2 separate regions of the Homo sapiens genome follow, and region 1 is linked to region 2. A link is an interaction called in ENCODE POLR2A ChIA-PET data of the cell type or tissue named here. Cell type or tissue: Caco-2. All regions are shown on one strand. Each heading gives the region's core, and the rest is flanking DNA. Links, peaks and the distances in the headings are about the cores only. Region 1 overlaps ZNF215 (zinc finger protein 215). Region 2 holds the start of ZNF214 (zinc finger protein 214).

What was found. Peaks named below come from ENCODE experiments on the same cell type or tissue, not always from the same donor. Only the 100,000 strongest peaks of a DNase experiment are listed, where the experiment ranks them.
Region 1: POLR2A ChIA-PET joins it to region 2 with 6 read pairs; 6 of 35 experiments call an interaction of 5 or more read pairs at or near these places.

The regions. Positions count from the first base shown.
Region 1 is chr11:6,935,859-6,938,678 of GRCh38, reverse strand. All of the region lies in intron 3 of ZNF215 (zinc finger protein 215), which reads right to left. All of the region lies in intron 1 of LOC107984019 (a long non-coding RNA gene), which reads left to right. Among named protein-coding and RNA genes, the nearest start is that of ZNF215, 11 kb to the right of the region's middle. In Caco-2, for the core only: no CTCF peak of the experiment used is centred there; no DNase peak of the experiment used is centred there.
Region 2 is chr11:7,019,230-7,022,049 of GRCh38, reverse strand. ZNF214 (zinc finger protein 214) reads left to right here and starts at 1,704. Exons shown (of 3, transcript NM_013249.4): 1 at 1,704-1,977. It overlaps NLRP14 (NLR family pyrin domain containing 14), which reads right to left and starts at 1,571. Exons shown (of 12, transcript NM_176822.4): 1 at 1,280-1,571. In Caco-2, for the core only: no CTCF peak of the experiment used is centred there; a DNase peak (open chromatin) is centred at 1,629; H3K4me3 peaks cover 1,440 bases.

The sequences.
Region 1 (2,820 bases), core at 291-2,790, 83 kb after region 2:
AATCATATAGTATGTGACCTTTTGGGTCTGACTTCTCTCACTTAGCATGTTTTGGAGGTCCATCCATTTTTTTTTTAACATGTATCAGTACTTCATTCTTTTTTATGGCAGAATAATACTCCACTGTATGTATATAGCAAAGTTTATTCATTCATTAGTTGATGGACATCTGGGTTGTTTCCACTTTTTAATGTGAATATGTGTCTTCAATTTTCTGGGGTATATGGTAATTCTATGTTTAATTTTTTGAGGAACCACCAAAGTGTTTTTCACAGTGGCTGAACCAGTTTATATTCCCAACAACGATATACAATTCCAAACAATTTCTCCACATCCTAGCTAACCCTATTCGTTTTCCTTTTGTAATTATTATAGCCATCCTAGTGGGTGTTGTTATGGTTTTGAGTTGCAATTCTCTAATGACTAATGATCCTGAACATTTATTCCTATACTTTTTGGCCATTTGTATATCTTCTTTGGAGAAATATCTATTCAAGTCCTTTGTCCATTTAAAAAACTGTTCCTTATCTTGTTATTGAATTGTAAGAGTTCTTTATATTTTCCTGATATTGGACCCTTATCAGATATATGATTTTCAAAATGTTTTTTCTCATTCTGTAGGTTTTTCGCTGCCTTGATGGTATCTTTTGATGCACAAAAGTGTTAATTTTGATGGTCTAATTTATCTATTTTTTCTTTTGTTGCTTGTATCTTTGGTGTCATAGCTAAGCATTGATTACCAAATTTAAGGTGATGAAGAGTTATTTCTATATTTTCTTCTCAGAATTTTATGATTTTGGCTCTTATATTTAGACAATTGACCCATCTTGAGTTAATTTTTGTACATGATATGAGGTAAGGCCCCTACTCCAATCTTTTGCATATGGAAATCAAGGGGTCCCAGCAATATTTGTTGAAAAACTATTATTTTCTCATTTAATGCCTTGACACCCTTGTCAAAAATTAACTGGACATAGATGTATGAGTTTATTTCTGGACTCTTAATTCTATTCCAGTACGACATAGCTTTGATTATTGCAGCTTTTTAGTGAGTTTTGAAATTGAGAAGTATACATTCTAAAACTATCTTCTTTATGAAGGCAGTTTGACTATCTTGGGTCCTTTCCAATTCCTTATGAATTTTAGGATCAGCTTGTCCATTTCTGACAAAAAAAAAAAAAAAAAAAAAAAAGCAGCTGAGATTTTGATAGGGATTGCATTTGAATCTGTAGATTGCTTTGGGGGAGTGTTATCTTTATGATATTAAGTTTTCCAATACATGAACGCAGGATTTACTTAGGTCTTTAATTTCAACAATGGTTTGTACTTTTCAGCAGACAAGTCCTACACCTCTATTTTTGACATATTATAAATGAAATTATTTTCTTGGTTTCTTTTAAGGGTTGTTCATTGCTATAGGCACATAACCTATTTTTGTTGACTTTGCATCCTGCAACTTTGAGTTTATTAGGTCTAATAGTTTTTTACTGGGTTCTTTAGGATTTTGGATATATAAGAGTATAACATCTGCCAGTAGAGATAGTTTTACTTCTTCCTTTCCAATCATGATACCTTTTCTTTTTTTCTTGCCTAATTGCACTAGCTAGAACGTTTAGTATGACATTGAATAGAAGTGGCAAGAGTGGACATTCTTGTCTTGTTCCTGATTCTAAGAACAAAGCTTTCACTTTTTCATCAAGTTTATCAAGTACAATGTTAACTGTGGGTTTTTCATAAATGTCCTTTGTCAGGCTGAGTGAGTTCACTTCTAGTCCTTTTTTTTTTTTTGGTCATAAAAGGGCATTGGATTTTGTCAGATGCTTTTTCTGCATCAATTGAGATAATCGTGTAATTTTTCCCCTTTCACTGTATTAATATGATGTACAGCACTGATATATTTTCATTTGTTGAACCATACTTGCATTTCTGGGATCAATCCCACTAAGTCATTTTGTATAGTCCTCTTAAAACGCTATTGGATTTGGTTTGCCATTTTTCTTTTGTTGTGATGTCTTTGTCTGGCTTTGGCATCAGATTAATACTTGCCTCACAGGATAACTTAAGAAGTGTTCCTCCTATTTTTTGGAAGAGTTTGAGAATACTGGTGTTAATTTTTCAAAAGTGTAGTAGAATTTACCAGTGAAGCCATATCATCTTTGAGTTTTCTTTGTTGAAAGTTTAAAAATAACTAAACCAGTCTTTTGTTATTGCTGAGTTGAGTTCAGATTTTCTATTTCTTCTTCAGTCAGTTTTGGTCATTTGTGTTTTTGGAATTTGTGAATTTCATCTAAGTGCATCTAATTTGTTGGCATTTAATTGCTCCTAGTATTCTCTTATGAGCCCTTTCATTTTATGCAAAGTCAGTAGTATTGTCCCCACTTTTCCTGATGTTAGTAATTTGAGTCCTTTTTTTCTTGATCAGTGTAGCTAAACCTTTGTCAGTTTTGCTGATCTTTTCAAAGTACCAACTTTCAGTTTTGTTGGTTCTATTATTTTTGTGGGCTCCACATCATTTATCTTTGTTCTAATATTTATTTTCTTTCTTCATCTGGCTTTTAGGTTTTCTTTTTCTAGTTCCTTCAGGTGGAGGGTTGAGATCTTTTTAATGTAGGCATTTATAGCTACAATTTGAGCCATGCCTTCACTGTATGTCATAAGTTTTGGTATGTTGTATTTTTGTTTCCATTTCTCAAAATATTTTTTCATTTCCTTTGTGCTTTCCTTTTTGACCCACTGATTATGTGACTGTTAATTTCCACTTATCTGTGAATTATCCAGATTTCCTTCTGTTACTGATTTCTAATTCTGCTATAGTTGGAA
Region 2 (2,820 bases), core at 282-2,781:
GTTATTCATATTGGCCTCTGCCCTTTAGCAGGTATATTCCTTCAGATACACATTTTGTTTCTCTGAAAACTGGATCCTCTTAGCTTTTTTTTTTTCTTTTAATTTTGGTTAGTTCAATGAGGTTCAGGTAATATTCTCAGGTTGGAAGCAGTGTGGCAGAACAGCCCACTTCCAGTGTTCGTTCTTACCGGTCAATGTCTCTGCATTCAGTAATTCAACTATCAATTGCGGCTATTTAAATACATTGCTTTTTAATGTATTTAAATAGCCGCAATTGATAGTTGAATTACTGAATGCAGAGACAGATTTAATGGGTGCAGCACACCAACATGGCACATGTATACATAGGTAACAAACCTGACCTGGACGTTGTGCACATGTACCCTAAAACTTACAGTATAATAAAAAATAAATAAATAAATACATTGCAATTTACAGGTGAAAATACTTAAGGGTGAGCGGTTAAACAACTTGCTTACCACCACCTAGTGGATAACAATGATTGACAGCTCTTAATGTCAGTTCCGTCAGACAACAAAGCCCACATTTTTAAAATGCTATGCTATGCTCTCTGAATGTTCAAACCAGGGAAGGCCCACGCCCAGTAATTTTCAAAATGTGGTCTCCAGAGTCATAAAAAATGCAAGAGCTTATTGTGTGGTGAACTCAAGCAGATAGGCGCTGGGCCACCCACCCCTGCTAAACACCAAACTGTAAATATATAGTTCACAAGACTACTTCCTATGTGCAAGGGGCTGGTTTAAGCATTTTAACTACACTAACTCATTTCAATCTAACAAGTCTGTTACATAGTTACTATTATTATTGGCTATCAATATTACGCCTATTAAGCTGATGCTTAAAGGTTAGGTAATCCAGCCAAGATCTCGTAAGTGGTGTTGTCAGATTTGAATCCAAGGAGTCCCTTGCTTGTAATGACTATCCTACCAAAAGTTCCTTGCCTAATAAAATGTTTGAATATTACTGATCCAGCCCAAGTTTGAAGGACAGGGCCCAAAGATGCGAAAGTATTTTCCTAATATAACACACTCAGCTAAATAATAGAACAGGCTCTTGCAACTCTCTGTGGTCCCAGGACACTGAGGAGGGGCTCCTTCTCATGGCTTCATTTCAGCTCCACTGTGCGTTTCCCTTCTCTGCCTGGAGTCTCCAGAGGAGCCTGGGATTTGGCAAGAAGGCGGGAGGGAGGAAAGCCTCACTGGACCAGGAACGAAGAGGGTGTCTGGCAACAATAGGACGGAATTTGAAAACCTCTAACCTTGAGTTTAGAGCGATGCTAGCTAGTGCCAGGGCTAGTGAGGTGCCCATTCCGCCAAGGCGCGGGACAGCGAGGACAACCACGCCTTGCCAACCAAAGGCGACCTGACAGCGTTTCCTCGGGGTCGTCGCGGTGGTGAGGGTCACAGAATTCTCCGAAGCCAGTAGCTCCGTTTCCAGCCACGCCCCCTTTCCCAGGGCCCTAAAAGCTTCGGGAGTTCTCCTATTCCATTAATGCTGGTGCGTCCTCGCCTTATCCCCCGAGCGCCCGCAGCTCCCGCCCGCGCAGGAATGCCAGCGGCCAAAGGTCGGGAGGCGCGGGATACTTCTGGCCAATCAGGAGTCACGTTTTCCCGCGCTCTCTCTTCCCGCCCCGCCCCTCCCGTATCCATGGAAACACTGCGAGTGTCTACTCCAAGACCTGGGACTTCCGTTTCGGTCCAGCCGGGCTGCGGCCATTGTTTGTGTGGACTGAGTGTTTTGGCCATCCCGGTCCACTCTCACAGGCTCCGTTAAGTGACATGAACTCTCAGGAGGACTGAGCCAGAAGCGGACAGGGCAAGACGAGCTGTGCTTGAAGGAAGAGGGGCAGAAAATCGAGGGTCAGGGACTGAGAAGCTACTCCGGTTTAGAAACCCCAGAGACACCCGTGTAGATGGGTACATCACGGCTTCTCTCCCACGTTAAGACTTAATAAAGGCAAGTAGAGGAGGGCAGAAGCAGCTTGGGCCCCGGGGTATGGGTGCCCGGTGTTCGGTGCCGGGGCAGAGTTCTGGCCGGGGATCTGGATAAGCAACGGAGGCCGCGCGCGTCTTCAGTGCAGGAGCAGGGGACCCCCGGGTCTGTGGCGGAGACCGGGAGATCCCGCTCCTAGAGAACCGTTCGTGTGTCTGGTTCTCTGGTGCTTACACTTGGGCAGCCCGTGACGCGTTGGGGGAGCCCAAACCTGTCCTGCTCTTGGGGCACGCATGAAACGTTTTTTCCCTAGAGAAAGAGGGTTAACTAATTGCTTATTACTTTGCCCAGGAACCTACCTTTGATCAGCAAGGAAGGACTGGGGTGGCAAAGGCTCATGCCCCCATTTTACAGGTAAGGAAACTGAGATCTTGGAGATCTATAAGTTTGGTCCTCTTTAAAGTTCTACAAGTGCTTGATGGCACAGTTGAGACTTTGATCAGGACCTGGGAGCTCCAGTTCTGGGATACTTCTCTAAGACTCCAGGTACTTTTCTGATAGTAAATCCAGTATTCCTGTTTAGCAAGTAGGGGAGGACAATGGAATGATTTTCTACTTAAACTGAACAAAATAAGAAAAATACCTTGAGAATAGATACTATTTAAGTGTGCTGGTGCTTTCCTATTATTGTTAGTAGTAATAATAATCTCAATAAATAAGTGAGTTGTATCTTTTGAAGTTTCTAGAGGGTTGGAAATAAATTTCAAGGTGCCAGTGTTCATAGCTCTCCTTTCTGGTCGTTGAAAGGAAACAAGAGCATTCATAGGCTTCTTTTGGACCTCTTGCTAGGAGATGTGTGCGTCATAC